Linked DNA regions of Mus musculus: all the other regions are linked to region 4. Evidence: chromatin loops called from intact Hi-C (ENCODE). Cell type or tissue: left cerebral cortex. All regions are shown on one strand.

Evidence for each region. Hi-C counts contacts between places; a loop is a spot of excess contacts. Peaks named below come from ENCODE experiments on the same cell type or tissue, not always from the same donor. Only the 100,000 strongest peaks of a DNase experiment are listed, where the experiment ranks them.
Region 1: a loop joins it to region 4, with 4 times the contacts of the local background. A loop is called at or near these places in 28 of 42 quality-filtered maps.
Region 2: a loop joins it to region 4, with 3 times the contacts of the local background. A loop is called at or near these places in 26 of 42 quality-filtered maps.
Region 3: a loop joins it to region 4, with 2.7 times the contacts of the local background. A loop is called at or near these places in 16 of 42 quality-filtered maps.

What each region holds. Positions count from the first base shown.
Region 1 is chr12:69,571,898-69,576,897 of GRCm38, reverse strand. Vcpkmt (valosin containing protein lysine (K) methyltransferase) reads left to right here. Exons shown (of 6, transcript NM_001033236.3): 6 at 1-163. Among named protein-coding and RNA genes, the nearest start is that of Vcpkmt, 8.6 kb to the left of the region's middle. In left cerebral cortex, CTCF peaks have their summits at 2,191 (motif pointing right) and 3,806 (motif pointing left); a DNase peak (open chromatin) is centred at 2,198; H3K4me3 peaks cover 414 bases; H3K27ac peaks cover 412 bases.
Region 2 is chr12:69,580,930-69,585,929 of GRCm38, reverse strand. It overlaps Vcpkmt (valosin containing protein lysine (K) methyltransferase), which reads left to right and starts at 2,913. Exons shown (of 6, transcript NM_001033236.3): 1 at 2,913-3,209; 2 at 3,300-3,410; 3 at 3,585-3,654; 4 at 4,693-4,812. The coding sequence starts at 2,944. It overlaps Sos2 (SOS Ras/Rho guanine nucleotide exchange factor 2), which reads left to right. Exons shown (of 23, transcript NM_001135559.1): 23 at 298-2,169. The coding sequence ends at 807. In left cerebral cortex, a CTCF peak has its summit at 2,200; DNase peaks (open chromatin) are centred at 2,871, 3,590 and 4,284; H3K4me3 peaks cover 2,510 bases; H3K27ac peaks cover 1,148 bases.
Region 3 is chr12:69,459,514-69,464,513 of GRCm38, reverse strand. It overlaps Gm40434 (a long non-coding RNA gene), which reads right to left and starts at 2,718. Exons shown (of 2, transcript XR_872790.2): 1 at 2,459-2,718; 2 at 1,668-2,017. In left cerebral cortex, no CTCF peak of the experiment used is centred here; DNase peaks (open chromatin) are centred at 2,051 and 2,350; H3K4me3 peaks cover 526 bases; H3K27ac peaks cover 380 bases.
Region 4 is chr12:69,369,254-69,374,253 of GRCm38, reverse strand. Arf6 (ADP-ribosylation factor 6) reads right to left here and starts at 2,104. Exons shown (of 2, transcript NM_007481.3): 1 at 2,031-2,104; 2 at 1-1,930. The coding sequence starts at 1,460. The coding sequence ends at 933. It also overlaps the pseudogene Gm18113. In left cerebral cortex, a CTCF peak has its summit at 2,702; DNase peaks (open chromatin) are centred at 1,290, 2,200 and 2,506; H3K4me3 peaks cover 3,101 bases; H3K27ac peaks cover 2,041 bases.

The sequences.
Region 1 (5,000 bases), 200 kb before region 4:
CCAACTTTTTTGTTGTTCCAATAATCACCTGCTCACATAGTCTACTGTGTCAGTCTTGAGCACCACCACCAGATCCAAAAAGTAGTAACCAGATGTATTCTGGAGTTTACAGTCGGTGCTAGATGGCACGTTGTATGTGCTGAAATAAACACCGTTTTTGAAACCTTGTGACTCTGCTTCCAAGACGTCTCTGATGAGATGAACATTTATAACAAACAACTGCTTTCCAGAAAGCAAGAGCGACTCCATTTAGAGACTTGAAGACAAGAGTCAGTTTGGAGCGATTCTTTCTTGGGAGCTTTCTTCAGCCTTTAAAGCTTGCTTGCTGTTAGATTTTCAGAATACTGTGTCCGTGCATGGCACCTCGTGGAGCAGTTTGCCCCAGGCAGACAGGCTGAGTGTGTGCAGCTTTGCGTGCAGTAGCTCGTACACAGCTCGCTCCATAACATGGGGCTGGAGTGAACACTGACCTTAGACCCCTCAGATTCTCACACCCTTCCCACGATCCCAGACTTCCTTTCATATGAAGTCCAGCTGGCTTAACCCACAGAGCAGCTTAGTACCAGTTTCCTGGGGACCACACCCTGCTTGCCTCCCCTCCTCCCTGCTAGCTAGACCCACTCCTGAACCTGTCCTTCCACAATCACTGCCTCTGGGAACCTGACCTTGGGGAGGGACGGAATTTGTAACAGAATGAAGCGGGAAATTAAAACTCCCAGTTGTGGAGTGAGGCCAGCACTGAGCTCTACTGCAGGACTTAATTAACTAAAGGGCACCCTCAGTGCCAACTGCTTCCCACACAGGAGCCTGGGAGAAGCCCTGCTTTGGAGGAGTTCAGTGTTGGGCACATGTAGGCCTTTTGGTGAGCAAAGCCCTGTAGTTGAGACCCCCCTGGAAGAAGGGCCTAAGGAGTAACTCATCCGCTGAAGGGGAAGCCAGTATCTCTGCTTAGGCTTGTGTTGCTCAGGGAGAGGCTTGGCTGGTTTAGACCAGGGCTTGGGGCAGGACGGCTGCTGTTAGCCCTGAAGCAGAGGGTAGATGGACCTGCCAACCTGGGAATCGATCTGTGAGCTGGGGGCTGGAAGGCTCAGCATCGATGTGTACGTCCAAGGGGAGCTGCACAGCACACACCTGGAAGGTGGAGGCAGGATCATGGGTTCAAGGCCATTCTGGGACACATAGGAACACATGGCCATATCTCAAAAACAAATAGGTGCAAGAGATGAGTGAGGTCATGCCTCTAGCTGGGCATCAACCAGTATACCAACTGCCCAGCTTCAAGTAATTACCAGTGTGTCAGGGAAATGCTAGAGATGAGTTGGGGTCCTCTTGAGCAAGCAGGGTTTGTTGCTGTGGGCTGCGGGGCCTAGCACCACTTACCAGGGAGTAGGTGGACGTCACCTGGAAAGAGATTGCAGCCCCAAACTGGTTTGTGTTTGTTTTGGCTTTAAGTTTGGGGATTTTTGTTTCGTTTTGGTGTTTGGAGACAGTTTCTCTGTGTAGCCCTAGCTGTCCTAGAACCTGTAACTTCCTAGCTTTGTAGGGACTGTTTCTTCAACCAGACTGTGTGGTCACTTGGAAAATTGGAAGCTAGCAGAAGCCAAGCACTATGCTAAGGTCAAGCTTCATTCTAGCCGGAGTAAACAGGAGGTGTGGTGGTGGTACTGAAGGACTCCAAATAGCTTTAATGTTTCCTAAATTGAGAATCACCACCATAAAGAAACCCGTGTCTACTACCTCCCAGCAGGGAGGGCGAGAGAAGGGAAGAGAAGTGCTCTGGTTAGAGTGGCCTGTCCTGCCCAGAATGAGGGGCTGAACCTCAAAACCTGTGGAACAACTCTAGGAACCAGAATCGCTGTTAACTGAAGGCTGGGGGAGGGATTCTACAATTCAGAGGCAAATTGCAGGCCTCCTCACCAGTGACTTGAGCCTCTTCCACCTTCTCCCTCTGGTTGCCTAACTCTTCTCCCATTTCTAACAGTCTGTGGATTATAGTTGGTGACACCGGGTTGGTTTTGATTCCACATTATTATTTAAGTGCAGGACAGAATGGCGGTGCGTCTTCTTGTGCTTCTTTTCGCCCCCTCCTCACGCTTTCTGGCTAAATGTGATGAGCAAGGGTTTGCCTTTTTTTTTTTTTAACCCAGTGTGGGACATAGAAGTAGGACTGTAGTTCCAAAGGTGCCCTGTAGGTGGCATTACACATCTTTGTCTTTAAACAGCGTCTAGTAAGGTGGCTGTGAAAAGACTCGGTTTTGAATTGCAGCCAGCCCTCAGATTTTAAAAATTTTTAATTAAATTTGATTTTCAGAACTAGTCTACCCATTAGGAGGGTCCTTGCTGGAGAAAACACGGCAGAAGCTGAGTGAGACGGCTTTCCCAGGAAGTTGTCTTTGGTGTAGCTTTCTGTTTCATTCTGTTCAACCTATGTGGCTCACGAAGCTGCATATGTTGTGATTTGTAAATGGCCTTTCTGCTGTAGATTCCCGTCTGTGCAAGGAAGAGGCCTTTACGAGTCTAACTTTGTTCTAATTAGTGCAGTTCTAAAAATAAAGTTCAAGGTGAACTTCAGCTTTATATCTGACATGCGGCTTCTACGGACTTAAAACTTCTAATCAGCTTTAACTAGTTCTCCAAATGGGCATGCCTTCTTCCACAGAAGATCAGATTTCACATCAGAAGACTGAAGCTGTCTGTCAGTGGCCCTCCCACAATCACGTACTCCTAGGGTGAACCACATCCCACGGGAAAGTAATAGGACAGCTGAGTTTCCCTTTTCCCAGTTCTGAGTGGGAACACGGTAAAGGCTCAGGCAGGTAAAGGCAGGTGAAGTTGTTAAAACCTTAAGACCCACGTGACACAGAACACAGACCACCCAGCCACTGAGGCCCTGTCACTCATTACAAGATGAAGTCTGTGACTAGTATGTACAATATGCTAGGACAAGTCCTCTGTATGGTAATGGTTTCTCCCTGTGCCTTTGGAATAAAGTGTGTCGGGACAGAAACCCAAGGACTGCACCATCCAGAGTTGATTCCACAGCCTGTCTTTTACTGTCTGTGTGATCTTGTTCCTTAAACGCTGTGCCTTGTCCTCATGTAAATAGAGGATGGTTTTATCATGGGCCGCAGAGGTTCCCATGGGAGTTTAAGTTGTTTGCTCTACGCAGTGCACCGGAGTACCTGGCAAACAGTAAACATCACTACAGCAAAAGTGGAAATACGGGTGGGGACCTGGGAAACCTGCACAATGCCAGTTGCTTTTATCTGCTGCGTTGTGTAATCCAGGTATCCCTTTGAGCGTATAGAATTCATGCCAACGTCCCTCCCCTATCATGGAGGAATGGCAGCTGAGGCAGGAAAAAGTTGAGAACACTGGTTCACAGTGCTGTTAGTTAAATGAGTCAGCCATTTTAGAAAGGTGACGGGAAGCCATTACTGTTCACTTACAAACATAGCATGTGACGTGTGAACATTTTGTTTTGTTTTTCAGTACTGGGCTTTGAACGTCCAGCCTTTTGTGCACTGAGCAAGTAAGTGCCTACCACTGAGCTATGTCCCTCAAGTGTGCTTGTGTGTGTATGTGAGTATGCACGTATGCGTGTGTGCCACTAATAACTAAACCTTGTGCACATTAGGCAATTACTATACAGCTAAGTTACATCTTAGTCGCTGGCCTTTTGAAATACAGTTTCAGGGGCTGGAGAGATGGCTCAGCGGTTAAGAGCACCGACTGCTCTTCCAGAGGTCCTGAGTTCAATTCCCAGCAACCACATGGTGGCTCACAACCATCTGTAATGGGATCTGGTGCCCTCTTCTGGTGTGTCTAAAAACAGTGTACTCACATACATAAAACAGTAAATCTTTTTTTTTTTTTTTTTAAATCCCTGTGCAGCCCAGGCTGACCTCAAACTCACAGGAACCCATCCTGTCTCTGCCTTCTGAGTGCTGGGATTAAAGGCGTGAGCCTCCCACTCTGCCTGTTTTTTGAAGGATTTTAAACCCATTGATGAAAATACTATAAACATTAAACAGCTCTTGATTTTTGACATCTTTACTGATACGTTACTTTAATGTATGATAGGTTCATGTTTTTAATATTCGTAAGGTTGAAAACGCCGACGTTTCCTCCTTACAGAACAGGATTAGACATCTTGAGGTCAAGCCAGACTATACGGAGAGCCCACAGACTTTCTCAGGCTCCGACAAGCCACCAATTGCAGTCTGTCACACTCCTCACAGCTGCTCTGTAGTAAGAATTACCTTGAGTTCAGCTTTTTAATCATCTGATAATCGGGCTTTTGCAGGACGGGCTTCAGTCTGTGTGCTGGCTCATCACTGCCTTGGCAGTCATTTCCAGACTTGTGTGTATTATACCAGCGACCCCATGTAGCAACCTTCAGCCTTCCACCTTGTTCCTCAAAAGAATGCCTTCCAAAAACCTGTTCCTTACACATGTGCAAAATAGCCGGCTGTTGACATGCTCTGACTGGATAAGAAACTTTACCCAAATTGTCTTAGTCACCATATCCATTGCATAGTGTTGAAACACTATGCCCATATGCTACTTTGTTTCCATATCATAGTCTACCATCAAAGGCAGTGAGAGCAGGAACTAAAGCAGGCAGGAACCTGTGGCAGGAGTGATGCAGAAAGTCACAGAGGGGTGCTGCTTCCTGGCTTGCTCCTCCTAACTTGTTCAGCCAACTTTCTTATCACCAGCCCTAGGATGGCACTACCCACAGTAAGCGTGGGCCCCCTACATCAATCACTAAGAAAATGCCCCACAGGCTTGCTTAAAGCCATACCATATGGAGGCAATTTCTCAGCTGAGGCTCCTTCTGTGACTAGCTCAAGTCAAGTTGAGATAAAAGGGCCAGCACTCCCAAGTTCAAAAGAATCCCCTCGGAGCACAGAGTTCACATAGAATGCTAGTTTCTAAAACTGAAAACAAGAAAAGCACGTTTAACACTCCTCAATAATCAAAGTTTAAGCCTAAAA
Region 2 (5,000 bases), 210 kb before region 4:
TGTTGTTTTCACTGACCTGTTGCATTAAGTTTTATACATTTCTGGAATGTTGGAAGCAAAGCAAGACAATATGGAGCTCTATGTATTAAGGTTTCAGGGATAACATCTTAAATATCCAAATCTTAAACTGAGCCTAGAATTTGATTGGAAGCAATTTAGTTAGAAACCTGATAAATAAACCCCATTAATTTAATTTGAGCCTCCAGATTTAACTTTTCACAGAAGAGTTTTCAGTCTTTTTAAATTGTCCTGTACATTTCCCAAGAGACTATACATATCCCTTTGTGTTCTGTTTAGGGAGCTGTGAAATCTGATGATGACCCTCCTGCTATTCCACCAAGACAGCCCCCTCCTCCGAAGGTAAAGCCAAGAGTTCCTGTCCTCATGGGTACATTTGATGGGCCTGTGCCCAGTCCACCTCCACCTCCTCCAAGAGACCCTCTTCCTGATACCCCTCCACCAGTTCCTCTTCGGCCTCCGGAACACTTTATAAACTGTCCATTTAATCTTCAGCCGCCTCCACTGGGCCATCCTCACAGAGACCCAGACTGGCTCAGAGACGTCAGCACGTGTCCTAACTCACCAAGCACTCCTCCCACTACGCCCTCTCCACGGATTCCACGCAGCTGTCACTTGCTCAGCTCCAGTCACAGCAGCCTTGCTCATCTTCCAGCTCCTCCTGTCCCACCAAGGCAGAATTCAAGCCCTCTCTTACCAAAGCTGCCACCAAAGACTTACAAACGGGAGCTTTCCCACCCGCCACTGTATAGACTGCCTCTGCTGGAAAATGCAGAAACTCCTCAATGACCTTGGCCATATGTAGTCATTGACACTGGAATAGTATTTGTAAAGGTTTTTAATTTATTCAAAAAGACATAGTATTTTAGTACTTTTTACAGAAATGCTACTGATTAAATAAGCTCTTAAGAATTAGTAAACTTGTTGGATGGCAGTGGCCCACAGCTGTAATCCCAGCACCCTGGTTGCAGGGGCAGGTGGGCTTCAGGGTTTGAGAGCAGCCTGGTCTACAGAGCAAGTCCCAGGACAGCCAGGGCTACACAAAAAAACCTTGTCTCAAAAGTCAAAATACAAACAAAAGAGAGAAAAGGAAGGAAGGAAAGAATTTGAAATATTAAAATGCAAAAGCCCTTCACCATAGCCCCCAGGTGATCAGCAGCATTGCTTCCTCGGCTCCCCAGTGCTGCCCTAGGCCAGTATAAAGACTCTGTATTGCACTGTAGACTCTGCTAGCAGACGGCACTGAGAGGAGCCAGCGCTCGAGGGCGTTCTCACGCCTGACTGATAGATACCTTTTTAGGGTGATGAACTTACACAGATGCAGAAGATATGGGGTGGTGGTCCTGGGTTTTAACCCTCTGACCGTCTTCTAGCTTCTAATTTTGTTTGGTTTTTACATCTAGGAGACTTAGGAATAATACCCACTGTTCTTAAACTCTTTGAGACCATGTCTTAAATGTCAGTATTTGCTGCTGAAGACAAAAACGGAAAATAGAATGAAATAATAGAATGCACTGTGTTTATTATTTTGTTAAAATTATAAACAGTTCTACATAACCTGATTATAGAAGAAGGGCATGTGTTCATTAAGATGTGCCTTTTGTTTTGCAGTGTATGGTGTTTAGCTAATCATTGTTTAGCTAATGATTTGCCTATTATTTGGGAAGACAAAATTAATATGCCATATATGTACAGTTTATTTATATTGTATATATTTAAAGATAATGCTAATAACCTCTATAAATGTAAGTGACTTGAGGCCTATAATACAATCTGCTATTTGACTAATTTGTAAGTCTGGAACAAAAGTGTCTTATGGCATAAGAACCAACTGCCATTGTCAAACCTATTAACTGTCTTTAATCTCGTGTTAACTGAAATTTTTGAAAAGTTTTTCCAGATTAGTAATATTTAAACAGAAAATACTTTAAAAAGCTTTATTAAATTTTTTAATCAGGATAAAGCTTTGCCATTTGGATACTATCATTCAAAGTGATCAAGGTATGTATGTTATGCTGATAGTGCAGTAGCAGCCATTGTAAAGTAGCCAAAAGCCACGTTGTTTATCTACTGGTCTGTGGCCTTTTACTGTGCTTTGTATCAGAGTTCTTAACAAGATTAATAAATCACCTCAGTCTTAATTTGTAAAAGATTTGCAATATTGTTTTTCATCACAAAGAGCAAGGAGAAGCTGGGAATAGTGGTGAGCACCTGTAATCGCAGAACTTGGGAGGTTAGACGGAAGCATCTGGACTTAAAGGCGACTCGACTACGTGAAGAGTATGAAGAGTTTGAACCTACTTGGGATACAGGAGGCCATCCTGAAAACAAAAAAACAAAAAACAACAAAGCTGAAAAAAATCTAGAAGAACGAATAGCTATCATCTGTTTATTACGTGTGTGTGTGTGTGTGTGTGTGTGTGTGTGTGTGTGTGTGTTCATACTAGAGATCCAATGTGACAGGCCAACCTGCAGGTCTCTCCTTCTACTATGTGAGTCCTTGGTCTTGCTGGCCATCTTTTGGCCCCGTGGGATGTAAAAGGACTAACTTTTCTTTACCATTAAAAGCAAGTAGCACGTTCCCAGCCACCACGTTTATGCATTCATATGAAAAGGAAGCACAGTAGGAAAACTTCTTGAATATAACCATTTTTAGATAGGACCTGGGTAGCTGCCTAGATCTATCGCCAGCGGCTCTGTGTGAGCCGTTCTCCAGCTATGTATAAGCACTGTCGGTCGCTTTGCTTCTTAAAGTGCCTATCATTGTAGCAGCAGCTGGGCCACTCCTGGGTAGGTTCTGCTGCTTCCTGCGGACTTTGAGAGTCACGCATGCGCCTTGGGCAGCCGCCCTGCCGCTGGGAGGTACGGGTGCTGCGTGGGCGTGACGTTACCGCGTGCCGCAGCCTGCGGCGGGCCGGGGCAGGGATGGCGGCCGCCGTGGAGCCGGAGGTGGAGGACCCGCTGTGGAGCTTTGTGCGGGTTCTGGAGAAGCGGGATGGGACAGTGCTTCGGCTGCAGCAGTACGGCTCCGGGGGCGTGGGTTGCGTTGTGTGGGACGCCGCCATCGTCCTTTCCAAATACCTGGAGACGCCGGGGTTTTCTGGCGACGGGGCCCACGCGCTGAGTCGGCGCTCGGTGCTGGAGCTGGGCTCCGGCACGGGGGCCGTGGGGCTCATGGCTGCGACCCTCGGGTAAGAGCTGGCGGGAAGGCGCTGGTCGCCCAGCATCAGGTCACCGGCGTGCAGCCTTGCGCCTGTACCTCAACGAGGTTGTTTTTTTAGGGCAGATGTTATAGTCACTGATCTTGAAGAGCTGCAGGACTTGCTGAAAATGAATATTGATATGAACAAGCATCTTGTGACTGGTTCTGTTCAAGCCAAGGTACTGAAATGGTTTGTATGGCCTTTCAGCTTGTTTTTAAGATAATCGATCGCTTACATGGGCTTTAAATTGCATTTTACACAACGCTTGCTTAATATGAGGGGAGCCTTCTGCTTCTCGTTTCTAAAATGAACACTTTAAATCGTCAGAGCATCAGTTAAAGACATACGTTTGACATTTTTAAGGGGTGAAGACATAGAAGACTTGATGTCACCAGACTACATATTGATGGCAGACTGTATATACTATGAGGAGGTGAGTAGTGGTCGAACTGGTGTGTCCGAAAGCCCACAGCTCTCCGTGGTTTAACACCTCCAGGTGTGGGATATTTGTTCTATAGATGATGAGGCAGTAAAGAGAAGTTAAACTATCAAAGGCAACACATTCGCACAATTCAGGATAGGCATACAGGCCTGCCTGTGCGAGGTGGTTGAGAAAACTTGCGTGCATTCTACTGGAGACTTTTTGGAAAAATTTAAAAGGATTTTCCGATTTGCATATATTCTAGAAAACTAAGATACCTTCTGTTTGTTTGTCTGTTTGTTCATTTGTTTTTCTTTTCCCATTGACTGCTAACTGTGACTTTGGAAATTAATTAAAATGCAGGTTGGCTCACTCCTAGAATCCTAGCACTCACAATTGCCATGAATGCTAGGCCAGCACAGAGTGAGACGCTCCAAAATTAGTTATTCTCAGTGACAACATTTTATTAGACTTGTGGAATGATTTTCTTCCCATATCAGTTTATGCAGTATTGGACAGTATTTAGTTTTAAGTTGATGCCTTGAGCCAACTGATGATCAAAAGGGTCAGCAGTTAAGAGCACACACAGTTCTTCCAGAGGATCCAAGTTCAGTTCCCAGTACCCACATCAGGCAGTTCACAGCCACCTGTAACTCCAGCTCCAGGAAGATCAATTCTTCTGGCCCTGCAGGCACTAGCACATACTTAGACACAGGCAAATACGTGCATATAATTAAAATAACAAAAATTAAATTTAAACCATTAGGGTCAGGCTTGCTTTGGTAGAATAAATAGTTGATTGTTTAAATACCACATTAACTTAGATGAAGTGAAATTAGACTTGTAAGACTTAAGTCTAGCAAGATGTGATGGTACAACTTAACTAGAAACCAGTATAATTATTGGTAGTCAGGGGTTGTTTACCAGTCTTGTTTGATAACCTTGCTTTGTTTTGTTGGTTTAGAATGGTTTGACTCACCTCCTGACCCTTTCCTATCACAGGAAACTCTTGACGTAATAAACTGAAAATGGTATTTTTTTTTTAAATAGTCCTTGGAACCACTGCTGAAAACATTAAAAGATCTCAGTGGATCTGAAACTTGTATTATATGTTGTTACGAACAACGTACAATGGGGAAAAATCCAGAAATTGAGAAGAAGTATTTTGAGGTGAGTATCGTAATAGGTCTGTCTTGGTAGCAGTTACCCTCTGGGGGAGCTGGATGCGGTCGCTGCGGTATTTTAGGCAATGTGATGTGGGGGAAACATTCTCTTGATTAGAACCCAGGGAGACGTTTCCACAGCCCTCCTCCCACTGTCTCTGACCTTGCTAGGCCAGGTTTGCTGGCTGTTCTCAC
Region 3 (5,000 bases), 90 kb before region 4:
GCCACTTCCTCCTCCTGAGCTAACTACAAATGTCCAACTATCAAAGTATTCAAGTCCAGCAACCAAAGCCCCCCCTTGGCTCACCTAATTAACATGCCCAATTAAAATTAAACATCTCACCTTACATGGGTTTTTCCCTTGTACCTGTATAAACTGCCATTCACCTACTGACCACATCGGTCTCCTCTCTATCCAGACACAGTCCTTTGTCCCACTACGAGACAAATATCTCCCCCCCCACCCCTGTTCCCTTCCCCTTCTCTATCATCCTCTATCTCCTGTCTTTGTCTCTTATTCTCTGCCCTTTGTCCCTCTGAGGCAAATAAATCTCCTTTGGGCTGAGAACTTGGTCTTGGGGGTCCTGAGCCAATACAGTTCCCTTGGTGGTGGTAGGGATCACAGATCCTTGTCTTGGTTTTAATAACCAAAGAATAAATAATGAGAAGGTTGACATTGTTACAGTATGAGGGGCAGGTAAAGAAACTCCAGAGGAAGGGGACAGCCTGGGCTTTCTAATTTTCAACAATGAACAATCATATTTCAGTTCCAAACACATTGTCTGGATTAAACAGAACTCCATTCCAGGGGGAAAGCAGGCTGTATAAGCTAGGGGCGCTTCTTGCTGATAATGCGCTATGTATTCAGACATCATCACTGTTGGTACAATTAGAGCCTTGCAGAAAAGGAACACTGGCCCCAGGACCAGAATGCAGGGGCATTGGGGGAACTGAGTCCTTTTGGAGCCTGAGCGAATTAGGAAGCACAGATGCCCAAACATACAGGACTTGGCGCACGCCTTTAATCCCAGCACTCGGGAGGCAGAGGCAGGCGGATCTCTGAGTTCGAGGCCAGCCTGGTCTATAAAGTGAGTTCCAGGACAGCCAGGGCTACACAGAGAAACCCTGTCTCTAAAATCAAAAAAAAAAAAAAAAAAAAAAAAAAAAAAGGACTTAACCTCACAAAGGTCATTTGAAGGAGAACGGTTCCCTCTTCTGCCTTGGTACCAGGAGAGAAGATCAGCCAGGTTTCTCTGGCTTTCTCTGGCTTTCTCTGCAGCTGGGGCTTCTCCCTGTGGCTGTAGTCATCCCAGTGGAGATGGGGAATAGGTGACCCTAACAGCAAAGAAAGCCTGGATAGGATAGACAGCTAAGGCTAGGAGCCTGTCAACACATCTCTAAGGAGACTGTTCACCGCCCTTAGAAACACTGCCCGTGCCTTAAGAGGCCCCTTTCCCTTTGCCTCAGCCTGAGTATCTCTCTCCTTTATGCTGTAGGATTTTGCTCAGGGACTCCTGAGCCACAAAACTAGAGGAACTCTAGGTGTCATTTTTACATAGTGTGGTCCTCGGTAACCAGCTGTGTGATATTGTACAAGTCACTCAACCTCTCTGTTTCAATTGTTGCATTTACCTCCCGAGAAGGGGCGCGAGGGCCCTGTCAAATCTTATTTGGAAAAATCCTAGCGAATGAACAGCACCTAGCATGTGGGTGGCCAGCACTCCTTGAAGATTGTCTATGGGGACAAATGAAGGATTTCTCCTACTGTGCTGTCTCCTAGATTTCCATCTCAGGAAAACACACGCCTCTGCAAACACAGGACAAAGATGAGAAAATGTCCTGGAATCCCTTTATTCTGTTCAAAACCCTTAAGACATCAGGAGATGGGACTGCCTGTGTGCAGAGTCTTTTAATTACACAACCTCTGAGCTGACTTGGTTAAGTTTTAATCGAATGGTGGACTCCCGATGAGCACCCGGGCTTCAGAAACACGTGAACAAAATGTAAGGTATGGTCTCTTGGTTCTAGTTCCTTTCCAGTGACCGACTGTTGCTCAGTGAGGCGGCGCAAGGCTTTTGTTTGTTTTCTTGGTTACAGCAGAGAATAATGCAAGAGCCTCCAGATTGTCTCACATGGAAGTGATAGATGGATGCCAAATTCTCTCTGCAGAGGCCTCACGTTGGCTGCTCTCGGCTGTTCAGAATGTAATTTCATGCACATTGCAAACGGCCCATTAGTCACTGGCAAGGAAAATTAAATTTTCAAAGTTGCTCTCTCTAACAAGCCTTCACCACCACCACCACCACCACCACCACCCCTCCGTCTCACACACAAAAACCTTGCTGACAACACAACTCCTCATTAACGCAGAAGAGAAGCAAACACTCCTTGCTCCTAGCCGGCTCTCCTACCCATTACTCCCATGATGCTTTGGGATTCAGATTTGAATCAACCAAGTTCCCGATTCAAAACTTTCCCTCCCTTCCAGGAGAGGAGCATTTGTATTTCAAAATCGTGGAGCCGAGTGTCTGAAAGTTATTTGCCAACTTCCGTGCCTCTGGGAAAGGCATGCTCAGTCTCGACCCCACCCCTCCCCTTCCACGTTGGCACGGGATCGCTTCCCGAGCTCTCCGCGCTGTTGAAAAGAAAACAAAGGCGTTTGCTGGAGAAATGAACCATACTATGTAGGCGGAGTCAGGTTCCCCCATAGCGTCCTCACTTCTCCATCTCCTCCCTAGAACCAGCAGTCCACTGAGTAGGGTCTCACGGTGCTGGGCGTGGCCTGTGCCTGAACAGGAAGCCCTTTACATGGGGAGCCAACTCTAGTCAAAGGTGTTGCGGATGGTAAAAGATTTAATATTTGCCAGCAACCAGCAGGTTTTTTGAGGGGGAGGGAGGGGGCAAAAGTGGTTACCGTGGGAACGTTGTGAGCCTCAAGTGACTGTCATGAGGTGAAAAAATACTCTTAAAATAAATACCAGAAAAGGCATATTTATAAATCTCTTCCCAAACACCTATCTTTTCACAGGGGGAGTGTGTTTTTAAAGCTATAGATATTAAAAGGGGGAGGGGCTGACGTTCATGACAGAATTTGTCTTGATTACAAAGGCCAAGCCAAGTAAGATAGTAAGTACAGACCTATAATCCCAGCTCAGGTGGCTGAGGCAGCACGGCAGTATGTCACTACCTGCCCTGGCTACATGGGGAGACAGGGAGACCTCATCCCAAAAACATCAAAAATAGATAATCGAACACACACACACACACACACACAGCCCGCATAAATTGCCTCTGCCACTTCCTAAGGTTTGAACCTGTGGTCTTGCCTACACTAGCCAATATTCTCCCATTGTGAGCTGTACAGTTAGATTTTAGTCAGCTATAGCTTTGAAATTGTACACCACACTTAAATGGATTCAAGTAACTTATTCAAAACCAATAAAACGCTACTTGTTTGGGACCCAAAGCACACATTTTATGTCTGAGTTGTGCATTACTTCTAGACTTCTAGACAAATCAATAAACCATAATTTTATTTTATCTTATCATTTTATTTTATCATTTTATTTTATCATTTTATTTTATTTTGATCACGCAGATGGAAAACCCTTGGGCACAGAACTGGCCTTGCTCCAAGGATGCTCCATTTTCATTTGCCTCCTGGAAAACAGAACTACAACTGTATGCAGCAGCCACTGGCCCAGATGCAATCAGTTTCAGGGCCTCTCTTTCAGTTTAAGACAGACCATGAGATAGTTCTGACCAAAAATACACAGAAGTCCCCGAAAAGAGGGATCCTGGAGACAATTCTGTACACTCTCACAATTCTGTATTACTGGTAACCAAAGACACTGACCTGTCATGTGACTGTCTTTCCAAGGATGTGTGGGTGGTACACAGCCTTGGAAGATAAACTTACCACGTCTCCAAAGCAAGAGGAGGTCTTGCTTGGAACCTTGGAAAACAGATAACATTTTCCTCCAGAGCAAAGGGCAGACCTGTCTGCAGTCTGGGTAAGATGTGGGGTCCATTAGCTCAGGGTTCATTGCCTTTGAAGTAGCCACTGCTTAGGCAAGTACTCTTAAAGGCCCGTCTGCTGCACTCCTGGGGTGGTCATGGCTAGATGGACTGCTACCAACATGCTGGTGTGTGTGTGTGTGTGTGTGTGTGTGTGTGTGTGTGTGTATCTCTGTGTGTCTGTCTCTCTCTGTGTGGTGTATATGTGTATAAATATGCATATATGTGTATGTGTGAATCTGTTATATGTGTTATATATGTGTGTGATGAATGTGTGGGTGCATATGTGTATGGGGGCATATAAATATGTGCTTTATGTATGTATATACACACATATATATACATATATGAGTGTGTGTTTAATGTGTGTTGTAGATGTGTGTATATGAAGTATGTAACATGTTTGTATAGTATATATATATGTGTGTGTATATTTGTGTGACATATGTTTAAGTGTGGTATATGTGTATGTGTGTGGTGTATAGTTGTGAGTGGGGGTGTATGTGCCTTTTTGTATGTGTTGTGAATGTTGTACATGTGTGTGATGCATGTATTGTGGTGTATGTATGTGTTTGTGTGCGGTGTATGTGTTTGTTTCTGTGTGTTGTGTATGTTGTATATGTATGTGGTGTTTGTGTGTGATGTATGTGTGTGTTTCTGTGTGTTGTGTATGTTGTATATGTGTGTGTTTGTGTGTATTGTGTATGTTGTATATGTGTATATGATATGTGTGTGGTGTATGTGTGTGTTTGTGTGTATTGTGTATGTTGTATATGTGTATATCATATATGTGTGTGTTTGTGTGTATTGTGTGTGTTGTATATGTGTATATCATATATGTGTGTGGTATATGTGTGTGTTTGTGTGTACTGTGTATGTTGTATATGTGTATATCATATATGTGTGTGTGGTGTATGTGTGTGTTTGTGTGTATTGTGTGTGTTGTATATGTGTATATCATATATGTGTGTGTGGTGTATGTGTGTATGGCACACATGTATGAGCATTAGGTGTCCTGCTTTATCACTCTCTACCCCATTCCCGTGAGGCAGGTTATTGTCATTGAACTTGGGCTCCCATTTTTTTCTACCTGGTAACCCACAAGTTCCAGTGATCCTTTTGCCTCAGTCCTCCTTATACCGGAGTCGTGACTGCACAACCCAGCTCTCATGTAAGTGCTGGGACCTGTACTCTGTCCTCAGGCCT
Region 4 (5,000 bases):
TGAAACAAGGTAACATTCCAGTTTTGTCCAAAAGTCACTTTAAAATATCTACAAATATTTCATCTGTGTGAGGCATACACCATTATTGCTCCATTTTCTGGAAAGAGTATTTTTAAAGGTAAGAAGAGGGAAACAGCGAAGTTGCTAACTTTGCAGTGGAAGAGACCTGTAGGCTTTACAGGCTGCGCTGCTTGTTCTAGGCGGCAGTTAGCTAGGGTGAAGGGAGCTCGAGCTGTACTCCTCCTCATGCACGTTAATGGCTGACACTGCCAGGGGCTCCTGACATTACCTGTCTGACACACTCATGTGCAACTGGAACATTACACTGCTATTACTCATTATCTTGCCACTGTGGGCTTAGTTCACCATACTGGTCTTGGCTATAAAAGGTCACATTTGAAACTGCTAAAGTTAGCGCTAAGGAGGAAGGGGGGGGAGGCCTTAAATATAAAAGACAAACGGCAGTTTGATTAAGCAATAATTTTCAGTTTACTAGATGAAACAGACTTGGAACATAGTCTGCATGAATGCAAAATAAGCCATCTACAGCAAGTGATAAGAACCTGGGCAAAAAGGAAAAAAAGCATACATGGGGGGGAAGATTCTCTCGAAATAAAAAAATCAAACCATTATTATAAAGGACTTTACCAAGAGTTGCTATTACCCCACCCCGTTTGCTGGAAGTCACAAGGCATCTAGCACTGTATTCGTGTCAAATGTCAGATCAGAGCATCCTAACGCAAAGCCAAGAGGGAAAAAAAAAAAAAAAAGGAAACAAAGAAAACCCCCAACCCCACTAAACTGTAGAACAGTAACTCCAGAGTTCAGATTCAAAAAGAGAGTGGCAATTCAAAGAGGTGATGGAGGTGGCGATAATCCTAGGAATGGGTTTTGGATTTCTCTCCTTCCGGGGGCTGGGTGGAGGACGCTCATTAGGATTTGTAGTTAGAGGTTAACCATGTGAGCCCCTCATAGAGTCCGTCCCCGGAGGTGGCACAGGAGGGCTGCACATACCAGTTCCTGTCCCGAATCCGGGTCAGGCCCAGTTTCTCCTGGATCTCATGGGGTTTCATGGCATCGGGCAGGTCCTGCTTGTTGGCGAAGATGAGGATGATGGCGTCCCTCATCTCCCGGTCATTGATAATGCGGTGCAGCTCCTGGCGGGCCTCGTCGATGCGGTCGCGGTCGGCGCAGTCTACCACGAAGATCAGACCCTGGGTCCCGGTGTAGTAATGCCGCCAGAGCGGCCGGATCTTGTCCTGGCCGCCCACATCCCACACGTTGAACTTGACGTTTTTGTAAGTCACCGTCTCCACGTTGAAGCCCACCGTGGGGATGGTGGTCACCGATTGGCCCAGCTTCAACTTGTACAGGATCGTTGTCTTGCCGGCTGCGTCCAGGCCCAGCATGAGGATCCGCATTTCCTTGTTCCCGAAGATCTTGGATAGCACCTTCCCCATCGCGTCGGAAGAGCCGGGGCCGGGGGCATTCAGGTGTCCCGGGTCCCCTCAAGCCTACAACGCCGCCGCGAGCCCGAAACGTCGCCGCCCCGCTGCGAGGACGCCCTGCGGCCTGCGCGAAGCTGCCGGCTAGGGGAGCAGGGGCCCGGCCTGCGCTCACTCGGGCATCGCCCGCCGCCGGGGCCCTGCGTCTGCGCCGGGAGAGCCGCCGCCCTGCTCAAGCGAGGCGAGGCGAGGCGCGGCCGGCCCGGAACTGCCCTTCCCCCCCGCAGGCGCCGCGCGAACGAGCGAGCGAGCAAGCGCCGCCGACAGCTCCTCCGCCGCCTCGGCACGCGCCGGCTCCAACTGCGGCCGGCCTGCCGGCCTGCGAGCACCGGACTCGGCACCGACCCCGGTCACCACCCCGACGACGAGCGCGGCTCGGCGCCCGGTCAGGTCATGGATCCTCGCGGGAACTCGCGGGTGCTCGCCTGCAGGGACACAGAGAGGGAGAAGGGAGTTACCGCCGGGCCTCCGAGGGGGCGCCCAGACCGACGCGGCCCGCCTTTCGGGCTCGGCCCTTGAGGTTACCTCCAGCCGCCGCCCCGAGCGCGGGTTCCCTCCGGCCTCCACCTCCTCCTCCTAGCTCTGCTGCCGCCGCCGCCGCTGCCGGAAAAGGCGCCGAGGAAACCGCCTCACTTCCCCTCCCAACTGCGCACGCGCGCCTCGGCCCGACCGTTCGGAAGAGCGCGACCTCTGAAAGGAGAGTGGCCCGCGCTCTCGACGTCACGAGCGCCACGCGCCGGGGGGCGGGGCTACGGCGGCTCCCGGGGCTCAACGCCGGCGCCTCGCGGAACCTGCTGGCGTGGGGCTGGCCGTGTGCCCACCTGTCGCTCTACCCGGGGTCTCCGCGGGTCTCCTTCTCCGCCACTCGAAGGCGGGGCACGGATCCACCGAGGGCGGGCTTCGTCGGCCCTTAGGACCGGCGCCCCAGCCACGCTTCCCAGGCTCGCTCCCGGACCCCCTGCGCGAAGCCCCTCCCGCTCTCCCCAGCCTTCCTTCAGTTTCCTGGAAGACACGTGGGAGGCCAGTGTTCCATAGAATCCGCCAAAGTAGCCCGCACTTTTTGTACTCGAGTTGGGTCTGCCCCTAAGCCCTGCCTTTGAAAGTTTAAACTCGTTCTTTATAAGTCTGGTCTGAACCGCCCGCATTTCTTAAGAAACAGACTATCAGGGCCGACGAGATGACTGTGGGTAAAGCCTGCCACCGAGAGGGCGGACCCGCCTTCGTTCCCCAGGAAGGAGAGAACCAACTCCCTTGAATTGACTTCTGCTCTCCACGTACTATAAGGAAACTCTTTGGGTTTTGTTCTTATTTTCAAATACTTTTTTTCATTTAGTGTGCGTACGCACGGAGAGAGGTCAGAGGACAACCAAAGTCAGTTCTCCCCTTTCTTCATGTGGGTCCCAGGTATCAAGTCAAGCTTGGCGCCCGACGCTTTTACCTACTAAGCCATCTTGCTGGACCAGGAAACCTTTTTGTATTAAACGGATAGTGTTAAGGTTAAAGTAAGGTGAAATTTTTAATAAAAATAAACACGGGGAGAAAACTTAAGTTCAAGGAAGTTGCTACAACAGCATATGATAATATACTGTTTTTATTTTATAATTAAAAAAAAAAAAAAAGGAAGTCATCTGGTACAGCTCACACCTGTACCAGAAGTGATGAGACTGAGGCAGAGAGGGTCGCTGTAATTCTAGGTCAGTCTAGGCTAGAGAGTGTGCCACTCTATTTAACAAGTACTGGCCTCACAGTCGCTCAGGGTTATCTGAAATTATTCTCCAGCCTCCACCTCCCAGGACAGGGGTGACCCAATGGAGCAACAGGTATTTGAAACCACAGCAGGCTTTTTACTTGACTGAAGATTCGAACTCTGGAACTTACTGCTTACAAAGCAAGTGCTTTTTAATGCACCAAGCCATCTTCCCAGCCCCAATAATAAATGATTAAAGAATAATTATAGTACAAAACAAATAGCAATAGTCAGAAACTAGTCGCCAATAGTAAGAATTAAACTCTCTATGCCATGCTTTAAAAAAAATAGGTCAGTTTGGGGCTGGTTGATACTGCTCAGTGATTAAAGCACTTGTCACCCACCCTGACTTGGAGGACACCAAGCAAAATGTAATTTAAAGACATTCAAGGTGGTGTATGCCTTTAACCCCCGCACTGGAGAGACAGAGATTGATGAATATCTCTGAGATTGAGGCCAACCTGGTGTACATATTGAGCTCCAGGCCAAGTCAAGGTTACAAAGTGAGGTCCTAGCTCAAAAAAAAAAAAAGGTAAATTTTAAAATATTCCAAACACTTCCAAATAGTAATAATTTAGGCAACTATTAAACCATACCACAGATGAAACATCTTATTTTCTTGACCCCTTCTAGAGAATAATTTTTATTTGATGTTTCTATTATATTAATTGTACATAATCATTTTGCCCTCAAATGTGTATATAATGTTTTTCAGTTATTCTCCCCCTCTGTCACCTTCCCTTGCTCCCTTTCACTGACTTCCTTTTTAGTAGCCCCTTCTACTTTCATGCCTTTTTTTTTTTCTTTTACATTTTTGAGACACAGTGATTTCCTTAGTGTTGTTTATGGGAACATGGCACCTGACCAGTGGCTCCACCACTTACAACCTGCCTCTCCCTCCCCTTTCAACTGTTAGCTGCATATAAAATGGCTCTCTAAGGAGTACCTTGGCAGGCAAGAGCAAGCGTGTGGTGAAAGGTTGACCGATTTTCTAAGAAAGACTGGTGTGATATGAAAGTTCCAGCTAGTATTAAAAACATTGGGAAAACGACGGTCACAAGGGACTCAAGGATCCAAAACTGTATCTGCTCAAGAGTCCTACGTTTGAAGTGAGCCTTGAAGATCTACAGAATGATGAAGTTTCATTTAGAAATTTTAAGCTAGGGCTGGAGAGATGGCTCAGCGGTTAAGAGCACTGACTGCTCTTCTAGAGGTCCTGAGTTCAAATCAGCAACCACATGGTGGCTCACAACCATCTGTAATGGGATCCAGTGCACTCTTCTAATGTGTGTCTGAAGACAGCTGCAGTGTACTCATATAAATAAAAATAAATAAATCTTTAAAAAAAAAAGAAAAGAAAATTTAAGCTAGTTACTGAAGACGTTCAGGGCAAAAACTGACTAATTTTCATGACATGGATCTTGAGACAAAATGTATTCCATGGTCAAAAAGTGGCAGACCATGACTGAAACTCATGTTGATATACAGCAACCGTTTTAACCTCTCATATTTGGACTTATTCCCAAATGAAGAGTAAGGAAAGAGGAAAATGAGCAAATAAATCACTCTCCTACCTCGGTGTTCCATAGGATTCCTGTGAGTAAGCTGATTGGTGTGGTGTTCCAGGATTTGAAATATGAGACATTCAAACTTCCAAAGTTAGCTGGGTGTGGTGGCGCACGCCTTTAATCTCAGCACTTGGGGGGCAGAGGTGGGCGGATTTCTGAGTTCGAGGCCAGCCTGGTCTA